2 separate regions of the Homo sapiens genome follow, and region 1 is linked to region 2. Evidence: chromatin loops called from intact Hi-C (ENCODE). Cell type or tissue: prostate gland. All regions are shown on one strand. Each heading gives the region's core, and the rest is flanking DNA. Links, peaks and the distances in the headings are about the cores only.

Region 1 (8,327 bases), core at 109-8,108, 53 kb before region 2:
TCACAGGCCAACAACTTTATCTCTCATTATTATGCACAAATGGGAATTTTTAGTTTGAGCACTGCTTAATGCATGGATGAGAATTTTTAGTTTGAGCATGACTTCATGTGTTTCCTTATCATTCGTGTTATAAAAGGAAAGTTAGGCCGGGCACGGTGGCTCATGTTTTTAATACCAGCACTTTGGGAGGCCAAGGTGGGCAGATCGCCTGAGGTCAGGAGTTTGAGATCAGCCTGGCCAATGTGGTGAAACCCCGTCTCTACTAAAAATACAAAAATTAGCTGGGTGTAGTGCACATGCCTGTAGTACCAGCTACTTGAGAGGCTCAGAAATGAGAATTGCTTGAACCCAGGAGGCGGAGGTTGCAGTGGGCTGAGACTGCGCCACTGCAGTCCAGCCTGGGTGACAGAGCGAGACTCTTGTCTCAAAAAAAAAAAAAAAAAAAAAAGGAAAATTAGAACAAAAGAACACAAGGATAAAACCTAACAAGAGCTAAATCAAGCTACAGACAGCCCAAAAGAGGCATGCTGAGCTGCTGGGGGCCCCTCTCAGGGGGCGAGCTGCTCAGGTTGGATCCTAAAGGATGAACAGGAGTTTGCCTTGAACTGGACAGGGAGGGCCAGGACTTGCCAAACCAAGGTGGGACTGCAGGGAGTGGAGCAGACCCAGAGAGGTCTGGGTGGGAGAGAGCCGGGGAGGGGGTGATGAGGTGGAGGATGGGGGAAGGGACAGGCAAGGCTTCGTGCCAGGATCCTGGAGGGTGATGCAGTGGAGGGGCCCAGGAGAGGCAGCTAGCGGGCCGTAACATAATCTGGTTGTGCCCTGGCTGACTGGGGTGGTTCCATTCCCCTGACTGTTCCAAGTGGTCTCCATGCTTCCGGCCCTTTACCCCAAACTGACCTGCTAGTGCCATGCAGTCCATGTGAGGTAGATTTTACCACCAGCCCTGGGAGGCAGAGAGCAGAGGTGATTCCACACAGCACACGGCAAAACTATATAACAGAAACCCCTCTGAACATCTCCCTTCTTTCCCCAAAGCTCCTTCTGGGCCAGGGGCCCCATTCTCTCTCCCAGCTCTTTTTCCCACCATGGCCTTTAAAATCCTCTCTTTGACTCCAACTATCCAGTGTTTTGAAGGAGGCCTTATCATTTACCAAAATACTCAGTCAAAACAAACAAACAACAACAAAATCACCAGTCTCTCTGGGGAAGGACAGAGTGTCTTTGGAAGGAAGGAGGAGAGGATTCTGCTAAGATGACAAGATTGCCTTCGCATGGTAAGCTCTGAAGAAATGGTGACCATCAGCCAGGCATATGACGTAGAATGCTTCATTTCATCCTCATGACATTCCATGAAGTGGCTAATAGTATTTCCATTTTATAGACGAGGAAGCTGAGGCTCAAAAAAGACATGAGCTTGCCTGGGGTCATGTGGAGAGTGGAAAGCCCAGCCCTGAATGCAGCCATGTGGCTCTTACCTCCCTCCTCTCTGCCGTGTACCATGATCCCCGCTGGTTAACGCTCTTTCCCTCCACCTTCCCAAGCTATGTATGTCATGTGATCTAGTGGTGTTCTTGGCACAAACACAACAGTCCATACATTTTTGCTGAATTAATTTTTTAAAAAGTTAAGTAGTTTTGATCAAATTTCGGGCAGAAGATTAGACAAATCTCAAAATGAAGGGGAAACATACGTAAAATAGAAGCCACCATATGACAGCTGTGCAAAAAAGCCCAACCATCACCCACACAGAAAACATGCTAGAAAGAAATACGACACTGTCAGCAGTTGGTTATTTTAAGGTGGTACTATCAAAGGCAAGTGAAAAAGCAACTTATTCTCATTTTTGTTTTCTATAACAATCATTGCATGACCATCACTGTACTTAGGATGGCATTTAATTTGTGGCGAACATTAGATTTAGGTTTAAGCCTCCTGCCTGAAACAACCTGGTGGCTGATGGTTCTGAGTGGCTAAGGTCAATGTCACCCTGTAACAGGGGCATGCATGTGAAAGGTAAGACGGCTCCTGTGTGCAAGGACATACACACAAACACACACACACACTCATACACACACAGACACTCATTCACACACGCATGCATACCCCGTGGTTTTTGGTCACAGAAAGGCAGGTTTTGCTGCAAACCCAATAGCTTCTTTGCCAGTCATTTCCCTCTGACAGAAATAAACACTGTGGATAATATATTATCCTATTTGCTTCAACTCTTAAGTGCTTTGTGACAGACAAATTCCAAAGAAACCCTGCTGCACTTCACGGGAGCACTAGCTCATTCTGGCTTCCAGCAGACCACATGTTCCCTGCCCCGCCCACAGCCCTGCCTTAGGGGTCAGAGCCTGAGCTGCCCACCGACTCAGAACGGGTGTCCCCTGTCCACCCGTGGACAGGGGTGGAGGGCGGAACTCTCAACTAACTCATTCAAAGAATCCAAAACAGAAGGGAAGGGTGTGGCCCCACAGTGTCAGTAACTCTTACTAAGCTTCCCTCTCAGTTCTGATATCTGGATTCTTCCCCCTTAGTAGTAGCCCCCATTTAGGGTAGAGAGGTAAAAGACCCAGACCAAAGATGCATAAGAATAATTAGACAGATCTGGATAAAGACACCACGAGAACACCAGGTAAACAGTTCAAACTTTTTAAAAACGTCTGTTGACCACACAAAGTCTCCTTGGCTGCAGTCACACAAGTATTACCAGCTTTGGAAGACTATAGACCAAAGATTTCGAAAGCTAACCAGATGTTGGGCCGATTTCCAATGTACTTCTAATTCTGGTTATGTGTCAGCCAAGATCCAAACTGACGTTGTGCAAGTTCTCCGCATGGCAAAAGCTTCCCTTTAGCCTATTACCTTTCAACCTTTTCCATATCGCTCATCCATGTTCCATTAACTTCTCAGCAAAACAAAACACAAAACACAAAGAGCCCAAGACTCCTTCTTCCTGGGTAAACAATGACAAATGGAGTGGCAGGAGTAGAAGGTTGGTCACTGAACTGGGGAACCTTCAAGATACAAAAGCTGTAAAACTCACCCCCATCCCTCCACCTCTGGCCCAGGACTCAGCGGACTTGATAGAAGAGCGAAGGCTGCATTTTCTATTACAGAAACAAACCAGAATTCATTATGTGGCCCAACTGAATCACAACAAGCGCCTTCCGCCAACCGGTCAACCCTTTCCACTGTGGGATATTCATTTCGGTGCAGCATCTAATCTATTATGATTACTGGAAGGCCTGAGCTCACATTTGGTTTTTATGAACGTGGCTTTTATGTTAAAATTGACTATGAGGAAAAAATCTATGAGAAAGAGACCAGGTCACTTGGGACCTGATTTGGGGGGTAAGGATCTGGAAAAGTGAGGCTGAAGGTCAAGTGCAGCCTGATCAGCTGCTGCATAACCAAAAACCAATCACTCAACCAACCTCCACCAGCAAAGCCCCACCAAATGCAGACTCTGTGCTCACAGGCCAGGACTGAGCATAAACCAGGTGGCAGCTCCCCCACGAGGCAGCTTCCCCAGGCACCTGGGCCTCAGGGCACCGGACTTGAACTTTTCCGTTTCTTCTCCAAACCTACTCCAAGGCCCATGCTTGTTAGTTCTGGAAATGGCACTATTGGTCACACAGGGAAAGGAGTCAGGAACCTGAGCCTTACCCAGGCTCCTCCCTTCATGCCCCCTCCTTTCAAATCAACCAGAACCCCTCACCCCTAGCCTAGTGACTCTCCTTGTCTCCTCATCCTAGTAAATGCACCCCCACCATTGCTCAAGCCAAATCACAGGAGTCATCTGACTCGTCCCTTTCACTCGACCCCTACATTCAATCCATCAGCACGTCCTGGCTCTAGCGCTGAAATAATCACAAGTCCTTCCAGTTTCCTCTACTCCCCAGCCAGCAGCCTAATCCAATCCACATTATCTCGCCTGGATGACTGCAACAGCTTCTTAGCAAGTCTCTCGGTGTTCCCTCCTGCAACTCATCCCCACCCCCAGTCATCTACTTTCTGTCTGGTAGCCAACGTTTCTTTTAAAAACTTCCATCTGACCACATCACTGTCCTACTTAAAAATTCGGTAGGGGTTTCCCATTGCACTTGGAGAAAAAATGGCAATTCCTCTTCAGGGCCTTCAAGGCCCTTCATGACCTGGCCCCTGCCCGCCTGGCCAGCCTCACCTTGGCCCACTTTCTGCTCCTTCCCACCCCGGGGCCTCTGTACATGCTGCTCCCTTCACCTGGAGGACTCTTGCCCCAGGTCTTTGCAGAGCTGGCTCCTTCTCACTCTCTGGGCTGTGGCTCTGCTGGTCCTTCCTCAGAGGAGCCCTCCCCGACCACCCTGACTAGCACCTAGTAACCCCTGCAGCACAACCACTAGGCTTCCTCATCACTCCACCCTGTTCATTTCCTTCTACCATTTGTCACAGTCACAATTAATCTTCTTGTTCACTTCAGTGAGACTCATCTGGGCTTGTTTGAGTGCCTATGACGGGGCCTTGCCCTGGCAAGCGCTCAGCAAGTATCTGCTGAATGATAAGAAAGCCTCTCAGTTTCACCTCTCATCCCTCCCACCCGCTGGCTGAATTACTGCAAACCCATTCTGAGAGGTGCAGAGTGGGTCAGCTCACTAACTGACCAACTGCCCCCCAGCAGCCCCACACGGCTCATAGGAACACAGTTCAGTCGCTGCCTGTGCCACCCCCTGCAGACTGGCTCCAGATGCCTGCCTCTTGGGGCACCCGCTGCCTCGGACATGCTGCCACTCACCCTAGGGAACGGGCAGTGATCTGATGGATATGCCACAGGCTCTCATGCCCCTTCTTGCTCTGTCCTCTACCATAGCCCGGGTGTCCTCAGGAAACGGGTCCTCACTCCTGCGGGCAGAGTCCATGCTCACCACCAGGCAAGTGACCCTCTATTGTGCTGACAGCCTCCTCGTAGGACTTTTCTGTCCAAGAATGACTGATGCTTTCTTGGGCAAGGGCCTGGGTTGGTCTGCCTGGAGTTTGTAGTCCCCATGTTGAGCACACTGCCTGGCACACGGCCGGTGCTCCACATGCATTTGCTGAATAACTAATTACATGAGGAAATTCATCAGAAACTGCAAGCTATTCCTCCTGATCACTTAAGCCTCCAAGAGGCCTCTCCTGATTGCTCAGGCGGATGTAGTACCCTCTACCCTCAGCCTGCCCCACCGCATTACCTAGTTTTATTTTCACTGTTGCACTTCTCGCTACATGGGATTATTTTACTTGGTTACTAGTTTACTGTCTGTCTCCTCTAAGAGAATCCAGATTCCATGAAAGCATTTGTTTGCTTCACCACTGCATCCCCAATACTGATCCCAGTGCCTGGCATCTAACAGGGGCTTCCAAAATATTTGTTGGAAGAATGAATGAATCAATACATGCATAGCATTAGCAGAAAATGGGAGAAGGAATTCAATTTCCTTGAATATACAGTTCTACTCTTCCAAGAAGAAATTCCCAAGAAAAAGAGGTAGGATGCCCAGGCGGGAACACAGGTGAGTGGTCTCTCCAGCGCATAAGATGGATGAAGGTGCATGGCAGCACACCCAGTAAGCCATGACGTCTCTGCTCCCCGTACAGGTCAGGGCTGCAGGAAGGAAGCCCATGGAGAACACCAGTCACCAAGATGAGGAGCTTGCCCACTGTCCCATGGAGCCTGGCATCTACACCACACAGACAGCACCTTCTTTGCTGAAGCCCTGAGCTACAAGCTGCCAGGAAGAGATGGCCTTGGGGACGTGCCACATAGCTGAGCAGCAACCAATCAGCAAACTCTGGCTGAGCACTGACTGAGTGCCAGGCGGTAGGCTGGGTACTGCAGGGAGCACATGGTTTCTGCCTTCCAAGGCCTAGCAGTCCAGAATGGGAGAGAAAAAATACAGAGAAAAGGCGGTATTAAAAAGTGCCACAGGAACCTCATGGAGATTAAAAAACATCTGGTCTTCCCAAGATGTTGTTATGAAAATGAAAAGACATGCCACAGACTTGGGGGAAATCATTGCTAAATGCCTCTGATAAAGGACTTGCATTCAAAATACATAAAGAACTCTCGAGGCTGAGGCGGGTGTATCACTTGAGGTCAGGAGTTCGAGACCAGCCTGGCCAACAGGGCGAAACCCTGTCACTACTAAAAATACAAAAATCAGCCGGGCGTGGTGGCGCACACCTGTAGTCCCAGCTACTCTGGAGGCTGAGGCAGGAGAATTGCTTGAACCTGGGAGGCGGAGGTTGCAGCGAGCCAAGATTGCACCATTGCATTCTGGCCTGGGCAACAGAGTGAGACTCCGTCTTAAAAGAAACAAAACAAAAAAACCCAAAAGTCTCGAAACACAATATTTTTTTTACTCAATTCAATTTAAAAAACGGGCTAAGGATTCGAAAAGACTCTTCACTAACAAAGACATGTATGGCAAAAGAAACACATGAAAAGATGTTCAATGTCATTAGGGATATGCAAATTAAGATCATAAGATACCACTGCAAACCTATTAGAATGGTGAAAACTAAAAAGGTGGCCACACCAAATGTTGGAAAGGAGGTAAAGGAACTAGAACTCTTGTACACTGGTGATGGGATATAAAATTATATAGGCATCTTGGAAAACAGTTTGGCAGTATCTTAAAATAAAAGCAAACATACACATATCTCCCATAATTATATGGGAAATATGATTCAGCCATTCCATTCCTAGGTATTTATCCAAGAGAAAAGAATGTATATGCTCATACAACTCTCTGTATGGGCATACATTGTATGGGGCCACACAAATGCTCACAGCAGCTTTGTTTGTAATAGTCCAAAACTGGAAACAACCCAAATTTCCATTAACAGATGAATGAATAAACTGTGGTATGTTCATATAATGGAATGTTACTCAGCAAGAAGAAATGAACTACAGATACACACAACATCATGATGGATCTCAAAATAATTAAGTGGATTGAAAGAAGCCACATGAAGAGGAGTACATGTTGCATGACTCTGTTTATACAAAATTTTAGAAAGTGCAAAACTAATCTAGCATGACAGGAAGCAGACTGGTGTTACTTGGGGAGAGGGGTGTGGGAAGCAAGGGAGGGGAATGAGGAAATGTTTGGGATGCTGGATTATACACTGCCTTGATCATGGTGATGATTTCACGGGTATTTACATATGTCAAAATATTAAATTGTGCACCTTAAATATGTTCAGTTTATTGCATATCAATTAGACTTCAATCCAACTTTTTCTTTAAAGGTGCTATGCTTCTGGCCAAGATGGACTGAATTTATCCTACTAATTCAGGCAACTTAGAAAGCAAGACAATATATACAAAACAATGGTTATCAGACTCTGGATGAACAGGCAGCATAAGAGAGAGATCCCTGAGAGGGAGAAGCACAAAGGCAGTGGCCCAGTGATTGCTCCAGCTTGCTGTCCAGTGAGAGTATCCGGGCCTCAGCAAAGGGATAGAAAACCCAAAGACTGTGGTTCTCTCAGAGAAGGCAGAGTCTGGAGTTCAGGGAGATCAAGGGGTTAAAATTCATGGACAAGATAAATGAAGAGAGAGCTGCAGAGAGAGAGCTCAGACATGTGCAGAGGGTTCCTTTAGAACCTTGCTGTGTTCTGGTCTGTGCATGCACATGAAGAAAGGGAAAGACCTGCCAGAATGAAGCCTGTGGAACAATTCCTGGAGCTCACACTGGGGGGGCCAGTGTGGAGAGACCACCTCACCATGGGACACAGTAGAGTCTCAGAAGGGTAATGTCTCAGTAATAGGGCGAAGTTAGCCCTAAACTGAAGGCTGTCTGGACCAGCTCTCACAGAGCTTAAAAGCAAGCCTCAAAAAAGGATCAAACCAACTCCAATTAACTGAACCATCAGCCCAAAAATATTTACAGGAAGAATCCAGCATCCAACTGTGAAAAACCACAGTAACTGTCAACCAATCAAAAATGACCAGGCATGCAAAAAATGGGGGAAGGAATCCAAAAGCAGGAGAAAAATCAATAAGAGAAACACAGCTAGAAATTATACACATGACAAAACACAAGAAATCAAAAGGGAAACTGTGTAAAATTTTAAGCTGAATGAACCTCATATGTTAAAATTTACTGGATGCAGGTAAAGCAGTGCTTACAGGGAAATTTATAGCATTAAAGTCATAGAGAAGAAAGGTTTAAAAATCAATGACTGGAAAGGGAATAGCCTGAGGGATATTTTTCTGATAATGAAACTGTACTATCTCCTGATTAAGTGGTGTTCACACCTATCCATACATGTCCCAAAATTCACAGAATTAAATACAA
Region 2 (8,327 bases), core at 96-8,095:
ATCCACAGGGTCACATTCCACCCATTCATGTAGGTGGGGCAGCAAATCTACTACCCCAGGGCGAGCTGGCCCTTTTACCAGCCTGGCCACTGCCTGAGCACCTGGCTGCAGAGAGGAAACCTTTATGAAACAGCCCTTGTATAAAACGCACTATGCTCATCTCACTTACCCACTCTAAGCTCCTTATGGCAGGGATCTCACCTGTCACTGAATCAGCTGCAGCCTGGGCTCCGCATAAGTGAGATGAGCATTTGTGCAGCCCAGACTGCAGCTGATTCAGTGACAGGTGAGATCCCTGCCATAAGGAGCTTAGAGTGGGTAAGACCTTTGAAAAGAGGGAACCAGGTGCATCAGGAACCAGGCTGTAGGTACGGTAAAGGCGCAGGTTCAAAGGCACAAATGCTGGACATGCTGGGGGAAAAGCAAGTCAGACCAGGATTAAGGCAGCTGGAGCTCAGGACATGTGAGCAGGATCTGAGAGATGACAGCAGAGATATACAGAGGACAAGATGGAAAAGCTTCAAGAGAAGTCACAACACTGGCCATCAGGTGTTTTCCCTCAGCAGTGTACCAAATGGAACGCCAAAGCTCCTTCCTGCAGACCACAAACATGCTACTTAGTCCAAAGCTTGATGATCATTTAAAACTAGAGATTACACGTAACAATGCGTTTTTCCCGCTTCTCTAGAAACATGAAAAAACCTAGTAATCCTACATCCATATTCCTGCAGAACAGCAGCAGCCTGGGGTAGAACAGGAGCTGCTCGCCAAGGTGGCATACACTCTCCAATTTGCCACACCCCTCGCCACTCTCTACTGCCCTCACCTGGGGCCTGAGTCATTCATGGATGTTCATCGCCCAACTTCTGTAGACATTAGTTCCTCTGATAAGGCATTTTCTCACTGTGTCCCGATAACAGTGTCTCACAGATATGCAACCTAAGGCCCGGAGTGGTACAATTCCATGTTTAAGAACACACAATCAATCAAATCCAGGTGGTCCCTGATCCCAGCTTCTCTTGGGTATGCAATCAAGACTCTGATTAGGTTCACTGAATCCCGGACCAGCTTATGCATCATCACTGCTATATATTCAGAATGTTAGTTTCTGATTTTAGAGAAACACACAGATTAGCAAAATGAGCAATGGTTTCCTGTTAAGGTCAGTCCCGAAGCTAATGACTTACAGAACTTCTCTGAATATCCTGTTCAGTCTTAGCGTACATCTCAGACAGATCACCATTCAGAATGACTTCAGCTAACGAGTTCACCAGCGGTGCATGATGTATAATTAAGAAGACCTGGCGGAAAAAAAAGAAACGGGATTTGCATGAAAGTGTGCGGTATTTTCAACCTCTTGCTTCCTGGATCAGAAGCGACCAGGCTGGGCTACCTAAGTCCTGTATTAAGCAGCAATTCCTACGATGCAAAATTCAAAGAATGAGCCACAGGAAGCAGGACTCGGTTCCACTCTTGTAAGGTCAGTCTCTCCTTCAGACTGTTGCCTATTTGGCTGGCTGCTCTTCCTCGGAAGGAAGTGCATTAATGCGAGACTGTCCCTCATGGCTGGGTGAAGCCAAATCCGGCTGAAGTGGAGCAATGCGGGAAAGAACAGCCAAACCAGCACACTCCTTCCTTTCCATGGGCATTTTAGTGTCAAATTTGGTTATGAGAAGACTAGAAGGCACTGTCCCAATACTTTAGTGATACAAGAAGAAGGGGCCGGAGAGTTTTGTTCCAATCAAGGACTTGGCAGAGGGTTGGCTACACAGAGATTCCATCACGGGAGGGAGCTCTGACCCTGTGGTGGGTTTTAGCACACGGGGATTCCACAGCATCGTCAGGAGGTATGTGAACTACGGGGCTGAAAATCACACGAGACAGAGGCAAACCCAGGTGGGCCAGGATGCAAAATCAGAGGGCTGCCTCTGGGCTAAGCTGGCCCTGCTCCCACACCTGTTGCCCAATGTTCAGAGGACCAGCTTTAAGAATCAGGGTATTCAAAACTGTCTTGCAAAGCTGGCCTAGACATGCCTGCTATTTTGTTTTAAAATGTAAAGGCAAGAGGGTGTAGCACAGGGTGTGGCTTATCTACCATTTGCATAGAAAAGCGTGTGCATGTTTGTATTTGCTTATTTACATATGCATAGGCCAGGGTTTCTCAATCTTGGCACTGCTGACAATTTGGGCTATAACTGAGTATGGAGGGAGGCTGTCCCAGACACTGCAGGCTGGTGAGCAGCATCCCTGACCTCCACCCACTAGATGTCAGTAGCACCCCAGCCTCGGTCATGACAACTGAATGCATCTCCCCAGACACTGCCAGGTATCCCCTGAGGGGCAAAATTGCCCCTAGTTAAGAACCCCTGACAGATGTCTCTGTTAGGACATACGAGAACCCTGTAACCCTAATTGTCTCTGGGGATAGAAGTCAGGAGCCTGAACAAAACTAGAACAGAAACCCGGTTTTTACATGTTTGAACTTTTTAACTTTAAAAAACGTTGTTTAAAAAAAATTATTTTTTAAAAAGTGAAGGCAAAAATCAACACAGGCTGCCTCTGGGGAGTGCAGTTGGGTGCTCAGGGTATAGAGTGAGAGAGACTTTTCACATGCCATGTTTTGTACTGTTTGAACAAGGGGAATATATTATTCTAACAAATACATAGAATTCAAATTAGATAAAAGGTACAGGCAGAATGGCCATGTGGCACCTCCCTATAAAAAATTGCATCTTTTAAAAAAATACTGGGAACCTTTTCTATCACAGAGACCACATAGTATGATTCAATGAGTTAACCCACGTCCAAGGCTTGGCAGGCCCTTAAATGTTAGCAATGATGATTTTTCTCACCTTCCTTATGGCCGAATTACTGCCACACATCACTCTACCAACAACACAAAACACCAATCACTGTGGTCATTCATTCTCAAATATCCGTTACGTACCTTGAATGAATGCGGCCTTAACTGATCATTTATTCCTTCTTTTCAGTCCACAAGCATTCAGTGAGCACCTACAAAGGCCCCCCTGAACAAAGCAACCAATTCCTGCCTGTGGACACACACAGTGCTCATTTCCCTGGCTCTGAACCCAAAAAAGAGGGAGGGTGAGTAACTGTAAGGTACGTGGAAGCACGTGCAGGCCAGACTCAAAAAGCTGGGCCCAGCTGCCTACACCACACTCTGTTAGCAGTTTGGTTTTAGGAGGACAGCATCACCTGTCACACCAAATTAACGTCATCCATAAAAATTTTCATGGTTTTCTAGCTATGCTTGTAAAATAATTTGCAAGTATGCAATGATTTTATATTGAAGTAGGGGCTTTCAGGACACAGGATTTATACCTGATTTTAGGTTTTTCACACATTTAGGTCACATTTTCATTAAGCTAAATGAAAATGCAGGGGGAAACAGGGCTTCAGGTTGTTTATCTTTAAAAGGGATGTATTACTCAAGTTTGAGGAACAATGAATTACAAGCTATGTTTTCTGTGAGATACTGAAACAAGTAATTGGGTGCATGGGCTACTGGTCCTTTACAAAGCAAACCGGTGAGGGAGGAGTCTCAGAGAAAAGTCCTAACTCTCTCCACTGACGTTCCCGCTGTGGGCAGTTGGCGGCCATGCTCTCTGGAGGAGACCCTGCCCGGGCAATGCTCCAACAGCTGAAGGGTCCTGAGGATGCTTTCCATATGATTCCTGGGGCTGAGAACTGGCTTGCTTGGGTCCTGTTGGACTCTCAGAATCTCAAGCAGGAGATGCCGGCAGACTTGGAAAGAGGCAGCAGAAAAAAGCTGCCAGGAGAGGCTGGGGTTTATGCTCAGCGCCGTCGTACAGAGCGGCATTCAGACAAACTTGGCCTCGTGCAGAGCTCTGAGCAAATAGCCCCAGAATAGGACTCTGGGCTGTGAGTGATGGTCAGGACATGTCCGGATTGGCCTACCTGCCGGGGAGGAGGTGGCCTCTGAACCTCTCCTCTTGGGCCAAAAAGACAAAGCCCCGCCCCAAATTCAAAACAGCTGGGGATCAAGTCAGAAGGACAGTTCCTCATCAAAGCAAATAAATACCTGTGCCATTGCAAAAGCGGAAACAGAATTCTGGGTAAATGCTGGACTACTTAATAGTCTAATGAGATGCCCTGAGAGTCTGGACTGCTTGTAATAAAAATATTTTTAAAGTTATGTAACTGGGTCGCCATGGAGTTTTTCCCTTCTTGTAAATATTACATAATTACATGAAGGAAACACACTTGTTGAAGGAGGGGAGGGAGATAAATTGGCTCAAGACACAAATCTGAGAGCTAAGGTTGCTACAAGATTCCTTCCACACGGTAATCTGGGAACTAGAACCGCGATAAAGCCCTTTAACAATAGACTCATTTCAGGAAGTTTGTTACACCAAGGTTGCTGTGTGTATGCACGCTGTGGGTTCTGCAGTGTGGGGCTTCATTCAAAGCTGCAGGAGTAAAAGCGATGCAGCCCACATTTCCAGGGCATTTCAAGCACTCCTCAGTTGTTTTGGAAACCTCAGTCTTCATGGTAAAAATCAACTATACAAGTTAGGTTTGGTTTATTTTTCATTTCTCTTTGGATTTCCATCTCCTACCATGAAAAAGATACACACTACCTCTATTTAGTACCTGGAAAACAGAAAGCCCCTTCTGTTTTGCTGTTATTTTACTCCAGCATGGGGGGGACAGAGAAGATGGGGTGATAAGGCCTGGGGATTTTCTTCAAGGCAGTGGCACGCCAAGGGACCCCAAATGTAGTGGGGACATTGGTGAATGATCAAGCATACCTGTGACAGAAGATAAAGAGACACCGGCAGGCTAATTTTCGGCCGTTCTCCTCCCTAGTGCAGGGTGGCAGGAGAGAGAGAGAGAGATCAGGTCACACAAGCGAGCAGCACAAAATACACAAAGCCAAAAGCCTTCTGTGTGAACAAAGGCGTCCTGTCCCACTGACTTCCTCCACGGCCCTAGGGCTGTCCTTTCTTGGTGCTACTCAAAAGTCCACTCCGCAAAATCCCACTCAATACTGTTTGCAAGGACACTATTTTTCCATCTGAGAAACCTTTCACCATTACTCACGGATGAGAGGCTGACCCACGAGAACTTGCTCCTTAAGTTACCAAGCACGTTCATTTGTACCAGCTGGGGCACTGGACGCCCCGGCAGGAGAGGCCTCCAGGAGGCCTGTTCTTGGGAAGTTATTTTCAAAGCATGGGGGAGGAGGTTTAGGGCACTCTGGCCTTGGAAAAGCCCCTCGTTTATAATGAATTTCAAGATGCTCCATTTCACACCCACCCTGTTAGAGAAGAATAGTTAGGCCCTCATTTTGCAGCCGAAGAAACGGGCTCAGGTTAACTGCTTTAGGTCACAGAGTTAGGAAAGGGAAGAGGCAGAATTTGAATGCAGGTCTGAAAACTCCAATTCTCATACTTTGTCTCTGCCTCCCAGAGCTGCCTCTGGTAAAGCTAAGGCGCTTATTCACCTTTATAGTCTTCTCACACACACACTCTGTCTCTGTCTCTCAGGAAATAAGAGGAAAGGAAAGGAAAAGCAGCGTGCTTTGAAAGGAGTCTCCCTCCGGCTCAAAGCCTCAGTCCTGGCTGGGCACGGTGGCTCATGCCTGTAATCCCAGCACTTTGGGAGGCCGAGGCAGGCGTATCACCTGAGATCAGGAGTTTGAGACCAGCCCGGCCAACATGGTGAAACCCCGTTTCTACTAAAAATACACTTTCTTTTATTTACTCATCTGTAGTGAGAATCTTGAAAACTCCATCCCCTTGGAGCACCTCTGCATGGTGACCAGCTGGCTCTGTCCTGCCTCCTGCTGAGGCCCTTTTACCTCCGGAGGAACTGCACAGAGGCCTCCCCTCCAGAAGCAGCATTCCTCACAGGGGGGCCCTGAGAACCAGCAGCACAGAATCAGAATCACCTGAGGGATAGGTGAGACATGCAGATTCCTGGTCCTGAGGCCCTGCATGTTACCAGCCGTCATCCCCACAGGCCTCTGGGGCCTGCTAACAGTGGACAGTCACCACCCTGGGACCGTTCCCTGAGTGTGCTCCATCCCTTCCCTCCATGCTGCGCAAGTTCTGTCGCTGTCTGTATCTTCTCCAAATCAGTGGGTTCTGGCAACTACCAGGAAAAGTTACTGGGGAGGAGAACACTTCAGGGAAGGATGCACAGAAACCAAAACCCTACATTTGTAGATGTTTCCTGTTTCCTCCTGATGTCGGTAATCTTTTCTCATTCACTTTTATAGTCTTCTCACACACACACACTCTGTCTCTGTCTCAGGAAATAAGAGGAAAGGAAAGGAAAGGAAAGCCAGTGTGCTTTGAAAGGAATCTCCCTTGGGCTCAAAACCTCAGTTCTGGCCATAATCCCAGCACTTTGGAAGGCCCAGGCAGGTGTATCACCTGAGGTCAAGAGTTTGAGACCAGCCTGACCAACATGGTGAAATGCCGCCGTCTCTTCCAAAAAGTACAAAAATTAGTCAGGCGTGGTGGTATGCACCTGTAATCCCAGCTACTCGGGAGGCTGAGGCAGGAGAATTACTTGAATTCAGGAGGCGGAGGTTGCAGTGAGCCAAGATCGCACCACTGCACTCCAGCCTGGGTAAAAGAGCAAAACTCCGTCTTTTAAAAACAAACAAACAAAAAAAAAACCTCAGTCCTGATTTGCAATGCTCAGCCCCATTCCAGGGGACTGGGGACTGTTCTTCCCCACTTCTGATGGCCTTCAGCCAGCGGGAGCCACGGGGCTGGACCCACCTTGTCCTGGTTCTCCAGTGAGTACACGTAGAGGGGCAGGAAGAGCCTGTTGAGCAGGTGGTCAGTGAGCACATCGTTGAGGAACTCACAGTTGATGATCAGGATGTCATTGAGATAGTGCAGGTGGTCTAGGTGCTCTGCCACCAGATCACTCAGTTTACCCCGATTCCGATGCCTGCCAGGAGAAATGACCACCTCAGCCTGGAGGCCAACACTAGGAGCCTTTGAGCCTAACATCAATGGCCTGAGACTTAGGTCACTGTGAGTTCATCCACATATTTGAGTTAGTCTCAAGAGACACTTATCCTGGCCCCTACTGGGGAGATATACAAGGGAAAATGGGCAGGTTTACTAAAATCAATTTCAGGGGACTGCTGGGGTCTCCCAGAATGAGGTAAACAAAGCAAAATGCTGCTAAACTCTTCCAGCAAGCCACTGCATAAGCACAGCTACTAGCCACTGTGGCAAGATCCCCTGGCTCCCCAGATAAGCAGCACTAATGGAGCAATAAATCCACTGTAATTAAAATGCTCCAGAGGAGTTCTAAAGAGAAAAGCAGGCCTCCAGAGCCGTGGCCACCCCAGTGGCCCTGACGACATGCAGACATAGAGCAAAGACATGACACCCCTCCCCCAGGCCCCTGCCCTGGAGGTCTCCGTCTCCCAGCAGTTAGCAACAGCATGCTGGGGATGGGGGGCCAGGGGGTAATGTCTCTTGGGTGGAGTCAGTCTCACACTCCAGAAACAGCTGGTGAGGATGCTTTCACCACCCCCAAGGAGTATGCAGCAAATGCTAGCTAGGCATTTTGTTTGTATTGTTGTTATTACCCAACTGATAGATGATCATTTTTGACAACAGCAAATTAAAATATAAAAGCAAATAGAATTCAAAGTCTCAAACCCACCACTAACAAATATCCACTATTAACATTTTGGGACTTATAACCCTAATGTCTGTTTTTTCTACATTTTTACCTCTCCTAGTAGTAGTCACATCTAAAATATAGATGTCACATTTCTATCCGTCTAACTGTATATACTTGAAAAAAAAAAAGTAAAAACAAGATCAATTCTGCTTCTTTTACATAATTCTGGATAATTATTCCTTTTATTTATTTATTATTATTTTTTGAGATAGGGTCTTGTTTTGTTACCTAGGCTGGAGTGCTGTGGCATGAGCACAGCTCATTACAGCCTCAACCTCCCAGGTTCAAGGGATCCTCCCACCTCAGCCTCCAAAGCATCTCAGATTACAGGCACCTGCTACAATGCCCAACTATTTTTAAAAATTTTTCATAGAGGGTGGAGGGGTCTCACCATGTTGCCCACGCTGGTCTCAAACTCCTGGACTCAAGTGATCCTTCTGCCTCGGCCTCCCAAAGTGGTAGGATTACAGGCATGAACCACTATGCCCAGCCAATTATTTCTTATACTTCAACAAGATATTTCAGCTGGGTGCAGTGGCTCATGTCTGTAATCCCAGCACTTTGGGAGGCCAAGGCAGGCAGATTGCTTTAGGTCAGGAGTTCGAGACCAGCCTGGCCAACAT

Evidence for each region. Hi-C counts contacts between places; a loop is a spot of excess contacts. Peaks named below come from ENCODE experiments on the same cell type or tissue, not always from the same donor. Only the 100,000 strongest peaks of a DNase experiment are listed, where the experiment ranks them.
Region 1: it touches region 2 in a loop (2.6-fold over the local background); 7 of 110 quality-filtered maps call a loop at or near these places.

Annotation. Positions count from the first base shown.
Region 1 is chr16:11,028,666-11,036,992 of GRCh38, reverse strand. The region is part of intron 13 of CLEC16A (C-type lectin domain containing 16A); the gene reads right to left. Among named protein-coding and RNA genes, the nearest start is that of CLEC16A, 88 kb to the right of the region's middle. In prostate gland, for the core only: no CTCF peak of the experiment used is centred there; no DNase peak of the experiment used is centred there; H3K27ac peaks cover 647 bases.
Region 2 is chr16:10,975,852-10,984,178 of GRCh38, reverse strand. It overlaps CLEC16A (C-type lectin domain containing 16A), which reads right to left. Exons shown (of 24, transcript NM_015226.3): 8 at 6,780-6,954; 9 at 4,797-4,850; 10 at 1,188-1,301. Among named protein-coding and RNA genes, the nearest start is that of CLEC16A, 35 kb to the right of the region's middle. RefSeq lists a silencer at 2,140-2,209 and enhancers at 3,276-3,775, 3,776-4,277. In prostate gland, for the core only: no CTCF peak of the experiment used is centred there; a DNase peak (open chromatin) is centred at 3,938; H3K27ac peaks cover 2,923 bases.